Regions from separate parts of the Homo sapiens genome. Here regions 1, 2 and 3 are each linked to region 4. A link is a contact called in ENCODE Hi-C or POLR2A ChIA-PET data. All regions are on one chromosome and are shown on one strand. Each heading gives the region's core, a stretch centred on a gene start or an enhancer-like site at or near the end of the contact. The rest is flanking DNA. Distances are from core to core; before and after follow the strand shown. Region 1 overlaps LINC03063 (long intergenic non-protein coding RNA 3063). Region 2 has its middle 47 kb from the start of CDC42EP3. Region 3 holds the start of LINC03063 (long intergenic non-protein coding RNA 3063). Region 4 has its middle 46 kb from the start of QPCT.

The links. Hi-C counts contacts between places; a loop is a spot of excess contacts on that map. ChIA-PET counts read pairs that join two places held with the same protein, here RNA polymerase II (POLR2A). Pooled maps may share reads with other maps.
Region 1: a map with no recorded cell type shows a loop between it and region 4 (5-fold over the local background). The contact joins two enhancer-like sites. A Hi-C loop is called at or near these places in 1 of 37 single-sample maps with no recorded cell type and 3 of 50 pooled maps.
Region 2: a loop to region 4 is called in a map with no recorded cell type, with 5 times the contacts of the local background. The contact joins two enhancer-like sites. A Hi-C loop is called at or near these places in 5 of 37 single-sample maps with no recorded cell type and 11 of 50 pooled maps. POLR2A ChIA-PET finds 5 or more read pairs at or near these places in 3 of 52 experiments (AG04450, T-cell and activated naive CD4-positive, alpha-beta T cell).
Region 3: a loop to region 4 is called in a pooled map, with 3 times the contacts of the local background. The contact joins the promoter of LINC03063 here to the enhancer-like site in region 4. A Hi-C loop is called at or near these places in 2 of 37 single-sample maps with no recorded cell type and 6 of 50 pooled maps. POLR2A ChIA-PET finds 5 or more read pairs at or near these places in 3 of 52 experiments (OCI-LY7, PC-9 and naive thymus-derived CD4-positive, alpha-beta T cell).

What each region holds. Positions count from the first base shown.
Region 1 is chr2:37,598,427-37,601,126 of GRCh38, reverse strand. All of the region lies in intron 1 of LINC03063 (long intergenic non-protein coding RNA 3063), which reads right to left. Among named protein-coding and RNA genes, the nearest start is that of LINC03063, 37 kb to the right of the region's middle. RefSeq lists an enhancer at 302-391. Within about 2 kb of position 1,291, at least 5 of the 41 ENCODE cell types and tissues checked have a DNase peak (open chromatin) inside an H3K27ac peak, as active enhancers do.
Region 2 is chr2:37,623,363-37,626,062 of GRCh38, reverse strand. No RefSeq gene overlaps it. Among named protein-coding and RNA genes, the nearest start is that of CDC42EP3, 47 kb to the left of the region's middle. RefSeq lists an enhancer at 608-877. Within about 2 kb of position 1,387, at least 6 of the 41 ENCODE cell types and tissues checked have a DNase peak (open chromatin) inside an H3K27ac peak, as active enhancers do.
Region 3 is chr2:37,561,181-37,563,880 of GRCh38, reverse strand. LINC03063 (long intergenic non-protein coding RNA 3063) reads right to left here and starts at 1,395. Exons shown (of 2, transcript NR_187223.1): 1 at 1,262-1,395. RefSeq lists cis regulatory regions at 1,252-1,610, 1,768-2,364.
Region 4 is chr2:37,389,226-37,391,925 of GRCh38, reverse strand. No RefSeq gene overlaps it. Among named protein-coding and RNA genes, the nearest start is that of QPCT, 46 kb to the right of the region's middle. RefSeq lists an enhancer at 1,633-1,822. Within about 2 kb of position 1,350, at least 15 of the 41 ENCODE cell types and tissues checked have a DNase peak (open chromatin) inside an H3K27ac peak, as active enhancers do; they include OCI-LY7 and PC-9, where a contact is called at or near this core.

The DNA.
Region 1 (2,700 bases), core at 42-2,541, 210 kb before region 4:
ACAAAACAGGAAAAGGGGGGATGCTTAATGCATAAACTCCAAAAACTGGAAAATAAGGAAAGATACTGAAGACTGTGAAATGAAACAGAGAGGGTGCACAGCCTTGCTTTTACTTGTGCCCAAACCCCCGGAAGTTGTACTTCTGAATTGATGAACTGAAACCTCAAAAGAAATTAACTGAGTCATTATCTTTTTCCTTCCAAATGAGGAACTGGGGGAGAAGATACTGGTGGGGAAAAGAGAATGAAATAGGGACTGACCCTACAGAAAAGAAAGCTCCACAGCTCTATGGTCTAAGGAGCCAAGGCTACATTTCCACAAGAAAGGAAAATATCCCTCAAGTAGGTCTTGACACAGGACCATCAACAAAGTTCCAGAAAATGAGCAGGGCTCAATTCTTTAACAAAGAGTGGAAATAACCTAACACAGCTGAGCTTTCTCCTTCTGTTACTATTCTCTTGGTGTGTAAAAGAATGAGTAGAACACAAGGATACTCAGGCACCAACCTATAGCTCTGAGGAGCAAACAAAATTGTCATATATAATGTTTTAAAAAATCAAGAAATAACCCTCTGTACATCAGAGCAAATAGAATGCCTAGACAGAACCACCCAAACTTTAAAAAAAGAAGTATTGATATGGCAGGCAATTATATACATTTTATGTGATAAGGAAGAAAGAGAGAAAAGGAAGGACAAAGAACTAAATAATAATGAAACACCAAGTACCCAAAGGAAAACTGCTTCACACTGTAGAATAACTTACCAAGTACTTGATCTGGCTAAAACAGACTCAGACCGGTTCCAAGATGGCCAAATAGGAACAGCTCTGGTCTGCAGTTCTCAGCGTGATTGACGCAGAAGACGGGTGATTTCTGCATTTCCAACTGAGGTACCTGGTTCATCTCATTGAGACTGGTTGGAAGGTGAGTGCAGCCCATGGAGGGTGAGCTGAAGCAGAGTGGGGCGTTGCCTCACCCGGAAAGTGTAAGGGGTCGGGGGATTTCCCTTTCCTAGCCAAGGGAAGACGTGACAGACTGTACCTGGAAAAATAGGACACTCTCACCCAAATACTGCACTTTTCCAAAGGTCTTAGCAACCGGCAGACAAGGTGATTCTCTACTGTGCCTGGCTCGGCAGTTTCCATGCCCACGGAGCCTTCCCCACTGCTAGCACAGCAGTCTGAGATTGAACTGCGAGGTGGCAGCCTGGCTGGGGAAGGGACGTCTGCGATTGCTGAGGCTTGAGTAGGTAAACAAAGCAGCCAGGAAGCTCAAACTGGGTGGAGCCCACCGCATCTCAGCAAGGCCTAACACCTCTATAGACTCCACCTCTGTGGTCAGGGCATAGCTGAACAAAAGGCAGCAGACAACTTCTACAGACTTAAATGCCCGAGTCTGACAGCTCTGAAGACTGCGATGGTTCTCCCAGGATGGTGTTTGAGCTCTGAGAATGGACAAACTGCCTCCTCAAGTGGGTCCCTGACTCCCGTGTAGCCTAACTGGGAGACACTTCCCAGTAGGGGCCAAGAGATACCTCATATAGGCGGGTGCCCCTCTGGGATGAAGCTTCCAGAGGAAGGATCAGGCCAGCAATATTTTCTGTTCTGCAATATTTGCTGTTCTGCAGCCTCCACTGGTGATACCCAGGCAAACAGGGTCTGGAGTGGACCTCTAGCAAATTCCAACAGACCTGCAGCTGAGGGACCTGACTGTTAGAAGGAAAACTAACAAACAGAAAGGTATAGCATCAACATCAACAAAAAGGACATCCACACCAAAACCTGATCTGTAGGTCCCCAACATCAAAGACCAAAGGTAGATAAAACCACAAAGATGGAGAGAAACCAGAGCAGAAAAGCTGAAAATTCTAAAACCTAGAGTGCCTCTTCTCCTGCAAAGGATCGCAGCTCCTTTCCAGCAATGGAACAAAGCTGGATGGAGAATGACTTTGACGAGTTCACCTAAGTAGGCCTCAGAAGGTCGGTAATAACAAACTTCTCTGAGCTAAAGGAGCAGGTTCGAATCCATCGCAAGGAAGCTAAAAACCTGAAAAAAGGTTAACGAATTGCTAACTAAAATAAACAGTGTAGAGAAGACCTTAAATGACCTGATGGAGCTGAAAACCATGGCACGAGAACTTTGTGATGCATGCACAAGCTTCAAAAGCCGATTCGATCAAGTGGAAGAAAGGGTATCTGTGACTGAAGATCAAATTAATGAAATGAAGTGAGAAGACAAGGTTAGAGAAAAAAGAGTAAAAAGAAATGAACAAAGCCTCCAAGAAATATGGGACTATGTGAAAAGACCAAATCTACGTTTGATTGGTGTACCTGAAAGTGATGGGGAGAATGGAACCAAGTTGGAAAACTCTCTGCGGGATATTAAACAGGAGAACTTCCCCAACCTAGAAAGGCAGGCCAACATTCAAATTCAGGAAATACAGAGAACGCCACAAAGATACTCCTCGAGAAGAGCAACCCCAAGACACATAATTGTCAGATTCACCAAAGTTGAAATGAAGGAAAAAATGTTAAGGGCAGACAGAGAGAAAGGTCGGGTTACCTACAAAGGGAGCCCATCAGACTAACAGCAGACCTCTCAGCAGAAACCCTACAAGCCAAAATAGAGTGGAGGCCAATATTCAACCTTCTTAAAGAAAAGACTTTTCAACCCAGAATTTCATATCCAGCCAAACTAAGC
Region 2 (2,700 bases), core at 138-2,637, 230 kb before region 4:
TTACCTCTGCTTTGTCAGCTGGCCTCACACACAGGGCCTAAATGTTTAGTCTGCAGTTTGTATAATCATTCTTCTGCTTCATAATTACTCTCCAGAATTACTTAGCTCTGAGGGCACCACCACAAAGTCTGTGCTTTTCATTTTCTCATAATGGCTCATTATCAGGTCTGCATCCGTAACGCCTTGCTCAGGGTTTGAAATGAATCTTTATATAGTACTGGTCCTTTGGGCAAGCTCCCAATTTTACAATTGCTTCTCAGGCCCTTCGGCCAGGAGCCAGGAGAGTGGGTTCTGGGGGTAATAAAGGATCAGAGATGCTCTGTTTCTACTGTATACATGGAAGGAGCTTCCACACATCCTGAGGCAAGAGGATGTCACCACTCCATTTTCCAAACAGACCCTGACCAAGCTGGAGTAATGATGAGCTTGGAGGAGTCTGCACCATGGCCCTGCACACTCACCTACCAGGCCTCATCTTGTGCTGGATTTCAGGAAGGATGGGCCTGCCCACTGGGAATGGACTCCTGGCTTCAAGGGAAAAGCAGAGAGGGAAGCCTAAGATGACTCAGTGGGAAAGGGAGATGCAGAGATTTTCACTGTGTCAGAGCAGGTCTTTCATGGTGCATGCAGAAGCTCCTGTCCCACCAATTAAGACCCTCTGGAGTCCAATGCACTAGCTATTTCCAGCACAGTCTCCAATTATTCACCATCCCAAAACCTCACATCAGCCAGCCTGGCTTACTCATCTCACTCTCATGGATCTTTCACCACCTCTGTGATTCCACTCATGCCTTCTGCCTGCCTAGAATGCTCCTTTCAATACTCAAATCTACCTCCTCCAGGGAGACTGTTTCCAGGAAGACTCAGAGAGGCAAATAATTTCTTGCCTCTCTGAAACAACTTCATACATTCCATGTATAAATTAACCACGCTCAGCTTTCTCCCTCCCTTCTACTGTTAAAGAGCCGTTCATATTTTTATGATTACTTGACTTTGCTTTGTTGATGTATTTTCCTCACAAATATAAGTTCCTTGAAGGCAAGGTTTGTCTTATTTTTCTCATCTCTCCCGGCATCAACAATACTCAAATAAAGTCTCTAATTTAGTTCATTTGCTGCATTGTACCCTCAATTTACATGTTCATTGCCCCTCTAGCAAAAACCAGAGTAAGAAACAGTGGATCTGTGATTCAGTCACTTTAGCAACATTTAGATGTTTAGTTCGTTTATTAATGTGTACTATAATTTTAAGAGTCACATTTGTTTTCTTACTCCTGTATTCTAACCACATGCCTACTACCAGAAGTATAAGAAAACCTTTTTTTTTTTTTCTGGCTAGATCAAGAGCCAACTTGCTCTTCACCCTGTGAAAAGGGGAATTAGTCATGGGTGCTGAAAAAAGGAGAACATATTCAAAGTAAATATCAGTGCATGAGATTGCTTTTCACTCAGAATCTGAACACCCACAGTAGCCTGAATTTGTAAATATTTGCTGTCACTTATGTTAAAAAATATTGACTTCCTAAGCTATATTGCTACCAAAATATTTCTTTCTCGCATGCCTACCCAGACTTTTGGCCTATAGCTGGCAACATACCCTCTGCCTTAGGTTAACCTCATAGCAAGGGTAAAGCTTTAAGTGTACTTATGTGGTGAGAGAGAGAGCGAGAAACTTGAAAAAATAAAAATGGCAACATACCTAATGATAAAAGCACTATTTCCAAGTGTCTGAAGCCTATTATATGAGTTAAAAGTGAAACATCAGCCTAACTAATGCAAAAGCTTTATAGGGTCTGAGCAAGGATGACTAATCTCCAAAGCTGACAGTTTCACAGCTTACACAGGCTTCGTTCTGCTCAAGTGTGGGGAACACCCACCATCCCCACCATAGTCCAGGACATTATGGCATTGTACACTCATTCTCAGAACTTCACAGGGAAGATTATGGCAAAACTGGAATTCTCACTGAGGACACATCACTCTGAGCCCAATTGCCCACTGTCCCGCCTTCCATCCCCCGACCCCTGTCTTCTGGCTCCTTGAGCCTGCACGATCAATGTTTATTTTCACGTTGAATCAACCTGGGTTCAGAACTTTGAGCTCCACAAAGAAATCCACTAACAAAACCATAAGAAACAGTATCTTCACAGCAGATGCTACGGAAGAGTGGGGAAGAGTGAGGTAGTTTACACTGCCTATCTTATGACCACTATTTATCCCATCAAGTGCTTCTGGTCTCCCTGAAGGCACCTCCTAGGCCACTTGACCACTGTGAGTTATTCTCAGAGCCTAGCCTCTATGTATTACCCACTTCCAAAGCTGCTTCCACATTTTCAGGTATTTCTTACTAGCAATAGCCCATCTCCTCAGTATCAATTATCTGTCTTAGTTCATGTTCTGTTGCTATAACAAAATACCACAGACTGAGTAATTTATAAAGAAAAGACATTGATTTCTCACCATTACATGGTGAGAGGGCAAGAGCATGCCAGCTCAGATCTCTCTTCCTCTTCCTATTAAGCTACCAGTCCCATCATGGGGACTCCAACCCTGATGACCTTATCTAATCCTAATTACTTCCAAAAGGCCCCATCTCCAATCAACATACAAATTTGGAGATTAAGTTTCCAACACATGAAATCTGGGGACATATCAAAACCATAGCATCTCCCCAGCTCCCCCTTACTGTGACCTAACCAAA
Region 3 (2,700 bases), core at 146-2,645, 170 kb before region 4:
AATCTTGTCTGCATAGTTTTAAAATAGGCAACCCATGGAAAATTAAACCTAGTACTTCACTGAAGAACACTCAGGACTCTCTTTTGGCTGTTTTGAAGTTTCTAGTAACTTCCTGAGAGGCCACTGCTGCCAGAACTAGGAACCAACTCAGGGAGGCTTGTGGGAACTAAGTCTTTACCACCTAGTGCTAAAAAATAAACGGAACGGTTTTTCGAAAAATACACAAAATTATCCTCAAAGCAGACGTGCAAAGGCCACTATCTCCCTCCTTCCCACAGCCCTCGGACACTCTGTGATCCAATTTCTTTACCTTAAATGTAACCCACTGTTGTTTAATGGGAAGAAGAAAGAGGAAAACAAACCTGCTAAGAAAGTGGACCAGACAAATCCAACTCAAGAATCCCCGCCCTACAAGTGTGCAGAATGAAAATACTCAAAGAGGTCTTCAACTATTTGGATGCCATGACTTCTTGAAACAGACAAATGCAATTTTGAGAGTAGTTTGAATGATTTTAGAACCTAGCAGGAATATTTGTCATAAGATAAAAAAGGCATCAACTCATTTCCCCTCCTGCCACCTCCATTCCCTGCTCTCCACCAGAGCTCCTCAAAGCTCAGGAAAGGAAGGCAAACAACAAAAAGAAACAACAACAACAAAATCAAGTTTCTAAAATTCTATTATTTATGGAAGGTAAAACTAATGACACAGCATAGTTGGGGTTTCTTACAGAATCAGTGTGCATTGCATAAGACTATTTTAAATTATGTCCTGACATGGTGGCTCATACCTGTAATCCCAGCACTTTGGGAGGCCGAGGTGGCTGGATCACTTGAGGTCAGCAGTTCGAGAACAGCCCGGCCAACATAGTGAAACCCCATCTCTACTAAAAATACAAAAGTTAGCTGGTTGTGATGGCGCATGCCTGTAATCCCAGGTACTCAGGAGGCTGAGGCAGGAGAATCACTTGAACCCGGGAGGTGGAGGTTGCAGTGAGCTGAGATCGTACCACTGCACTCCAGCCTGGGTTACAAAGTGAGACTCTGTCTCAAAAAAATAAAAAAGACTTTTAAATTATAATGAAATTTTATAGCTGTTGAATTTCTATTTTATAAATATATCTACTCTAAAGTAAAATTGTTTCTCTATAACACCTACAGGTCATATGTATGATTGTTAGGTTTATTTGCTGCTTAGTCCTTGATCAGAAATGCAACTCCCAAATATAATATAGTAGGCCCCCTTACCCATAGTTTCAGTTACCTGAGGTCAATTGTGGTCCAAAAATATTAAACGGAAAATTCCAGAAATAAATAATTCATGAATTTTAAATGGCATGCTGCTGTGAGTAGCTTGATGAAATCTCCAGCCTTCCTGCTCCGTCCCACCAAGGATGTGAATCATCCCTTTGTTCAGGGGATCCGTGCTGTCTGCCTCCCCACCCATTAGTCACTTTGTAGCCATCTAGATTATCAGATCAACTGTCACTGTACTGCAGTGCTTGTCTTGAGGAACCCTTATTTTACTCAATAATGGCCCCAAAGCACAAGAGTGATTATGGTAGCATACTGTTATAATTGTTGTATTTTATTAGTTTTTCATCTCTGTGCCTAATTTATAAATTAAACTTTATCATAGGTAGGTATGTATAGGAAAAAAACATAGCATATACAGGGTTGGGTACTATCCATGTTTCAAGCATTCACAGGGGGTCTTGGAATGTATCCCCCAGAGATGAGGGGGGACTACTGTATTCCTCATGTAGTATTTTTGTGAGACTATTCTTTTTGTGTTTTAGCATGAGGTTATCAGGAACTTGTCACTCCTGCATGGGCTCAGTTACATGGGGGAAAAATAATCCCAGAATTTCACTGGCCTCAAACAACAAAGCTATATTGCTCATTCATGCTACATGATCACCTCGGGTTGACAGGGACTCTACTTCCCTGGCCCTTACTCAGGGATTCAGGCCAATGCAGTAGCCACTATCACAAGCCTTTCTGGATATAACATCAGAAAGAAAGAAAGAAAGTGTGACTCATAGCACACTCATGCATAAAGTTTTCACCCAGGACTGACACCTGACACTTTCTCTCACGTTTCATTGGCCAAAGCAAGCCATGTGGCCATGCCTAATCTCAAAGAGGCAGGAAATGCAATCCTGAAGAAGAGAGATAAAATTCGTAACTAACACTAGTGACCACCAAAATTTGTTTTGGAAAATAGAGCCTCCTGTTTTTAAACAAGTTTTATTCTTTTAGCTACATTAAATTACCTATTAACCAGCCACATCTTGACGGTGTTAGAATTCTAAGGATGGATTTTAATCTATTAATTTAAACTTCCATTCATCTGAAACATCAACCAAATACAGATTTTTTGTGTGTGCCCTTTGTTTTAGGCAAAATGCCATAAAAATTAATAAGACAAAATCCTACAAACAGATCCCAGGTTGGGTAATTTGGTCTTGTGCCAGAAGGCACAGCTTTCTTTTCTGGAAAGGACCCAGGTTTGGGATTGGCTATAGTTCCTCTTTCCATAAAGTCTGAATCTGTCAACCTCCACAGCATAGAGGATTCATTTGTCACACCTGGCATGCATCTGAGGAATGAATTAACACTGGTGTTTTAAGGAAATTTCATTTTAGCAAATTTTGGTTAGCAGGTGATTTTGTGGTTTCAACTTTATTTCCATATAATTAA
Region 4 (2,700 bases), core at 101-2,600:
AACAGAGCGAGATTATGTCTCAATAAAAAGAATGACTCCTATGTTTTGGGCTACAGGAAGGTTGGAGCTACTGCCATCCAACAATGTCTGAAGCAGATTTGTGGGGAGGAGACCAGGAGTTCAGTGGGAACTTGCTGAATCTGACCTTCAAGTAGAACTGTTCAGTAGGCCGTTGTACATACAAGTCTAGAAAACATTTGAGAGCTCCAGGAGTTGCCAACATATACATGGTATTTAAAGACTTGAAGCTGGATGAGGTCAACAATGGACTGAGATGGAGAAATGAAGAGGAACAAGAACTGAGTCTTAGAGCCTTTCAAACTTGACAAGTCTGAAGATGAAGAGGAATCAGCAAAAGACACTGGAAAATAGCCACCAGGGTGTTGGAGGAAAATCCCATACAATTCTAATTTCAGTGGGCACACAGGACAGAACATTCTATTCTCGAATCTTCTTTGGTTCCCTGAACCAATGTAAACAAATTCCATACTTCTGAGTGCTTTTTTCTTTATACCTGATGCCCAACCATTTCAAGCCCTCTCCCTGGGTTTCCTGTATAGCTCTGGTAACAGCCAGAGCCACAGCCGCGACATCATGAAAAGCTCAGATGGGCAGCCTCTTTCCTGCTTTGATACATCCCATGTCCAGAGGAAGAACTGTGGATCTAAACAGAACCCACAGATGGTGGCCTACCTAACACTATCAAAACACAGAAAGAATGAATGCTCAAACAAGCTCCCCGTCAGGGTGTTGTGCTGCTTTCAGGAGCCCAGCAGCATGTAGAAGATGATGTGCAGAACTCGAGGAAGAGGATAGATAGACTTGAGGACCCAGAGCATCCTACAACTTGAGACATGTAGCCCACTACCTCTATGAGGATCCTGCCCTATATCCTTGTGGACCATGTGCTGAAGTTGCCCTTAGGAGGAAGCAATGTCTAGGAATTAACTTCTGAGGTTCTGAGAACACAGAAATATCTTCAAAGCTTCATCTTTACAATTGGATTTACATACTGACTCATGTTTGAAATTCTGCCATTATCAGAGTTTAATCACTTGATTTTAAAATGTTTCTAATCAACTCTGCTGTTCCTTATTCTCAGCTCAAAATGGGAACATAGAGTTTGATAGAGAGGAACCGGGAGAAGAGAGAAGGCATGGGATGATGAGGAGGGAGAAAGTCCCCTCCACTTCTGCCTCACCTCCCAGGAAGGAAACTAGTCCATAACAGGGAGGCAGGAAATGTAACCTCCCACCTGGAGTTTCCCCTGTTGACAGATGGGGGAGGAAGTCATGGGGATGAGTCAGAAACTCTTTGAGGGAGGCTTTGCTTGAGAGCTGCCTATGCAAATTGTCTTGGGCTTCCTTTTCTGCCACAGAGGAAACAGACTAAACCTAAAGGCTTTGCTGGTACACAGAAGCCAAAAGGAGATCAAGTGTGACTATTCCGAGGTCAGGTTTCTCGCTCGATGCCTGAAGGAGGTTCAACACCCCCTCCTTCCTCTGCCTACTCCTTCTGGCCTTCTGCCCTCCACCCAATTCTCTGTCTCACCCACAAATCCTACCCAATGCAGAAAAGTACTCCATACTGTGGTTCTTCATTTCTCTTTATTTCATAACCATATTTCTCATCTCTCTTCCCTGGGACTTCCTCAAATGTCCTTCTTTTGAAGGAGAGAGATGAGGAGGAGGCAAGAGGCATACCTAGGGAATTCCCTGGAGTTCAACTGAAACTTGTTGCAGTTCTGTTTCTAAGTCACCATTTCCCTGAGGGCAGCACTTTCAGAACCTACTGGCAACTGAAGTCTAGATCCCCACTCTGAAGCTCAGAGCCTCCCTTTGGCGGGCCTTGGGAAAGGAGGACAGGCACAGACAGCTTACACCCAGCATCTGGCTCCTGGCTGTGAGCTTGGATCTCTCCCTGCATCTGTTCCCTCGGTGCCTAATTCCAGCCCTGTGGGTAGATTTGGTCTTCAATAGCTGTCTGGTGCTTCAAGCTTTGTTTGTCTAGCTAGAAGCTTCAATTCTTGGTTTTTTGTTTTTTTTTTTTACTTCAAATAACCAGGTACTCCATAATACTTGGAGTGTTCATCTGAAAACTCAAAATGAGTCACTTCGATTTGAAACAGAGATACAGGATTAGCATAATAGAGTGAAAAGGCATGAGACTGGGTGCAAATCCCAAAACCTGACTTCTGGCCCAATCTTCATTATTGTATAAACTTGAACAAGTTGCTAAAGCTCTCTGTATCTGAGTTTGCCCCATCTCCTCCAGGATGAAGCAGGGCAGGCCTTGAATGAGGACAGGGGCCCTGAGAGCTGGAGCTGGGAGGTGTAGATGCTCATGGCAGCCAGTAGAGCCAAGAGGCAGAGGGCAAACCAGGTTCTTAGAGAACACAAAAGGCCCAGACCAAGGATACCAAATCTCTCACCACAATCAAGAGTAAAAGCCAGGAGATACACTGTTACATTTTATATAGGGTAGTTGGAGAAGGCCTGTGATAAAGGGACATTTGAGGCAAGTCCTGAAGCCAGAGAAATAGAAGCTGGATCAGTTCTTGAATATTTGTTTAATCACCAAGTATGTATTAAACCTCTGACACACACAAATATCTCCAAGTTGCTGGGAATACAATGATGAAAAACATAGACATAGTCCTTGCCCTCATGAAACCTACAATTTGATCATGAAAACAGGCTG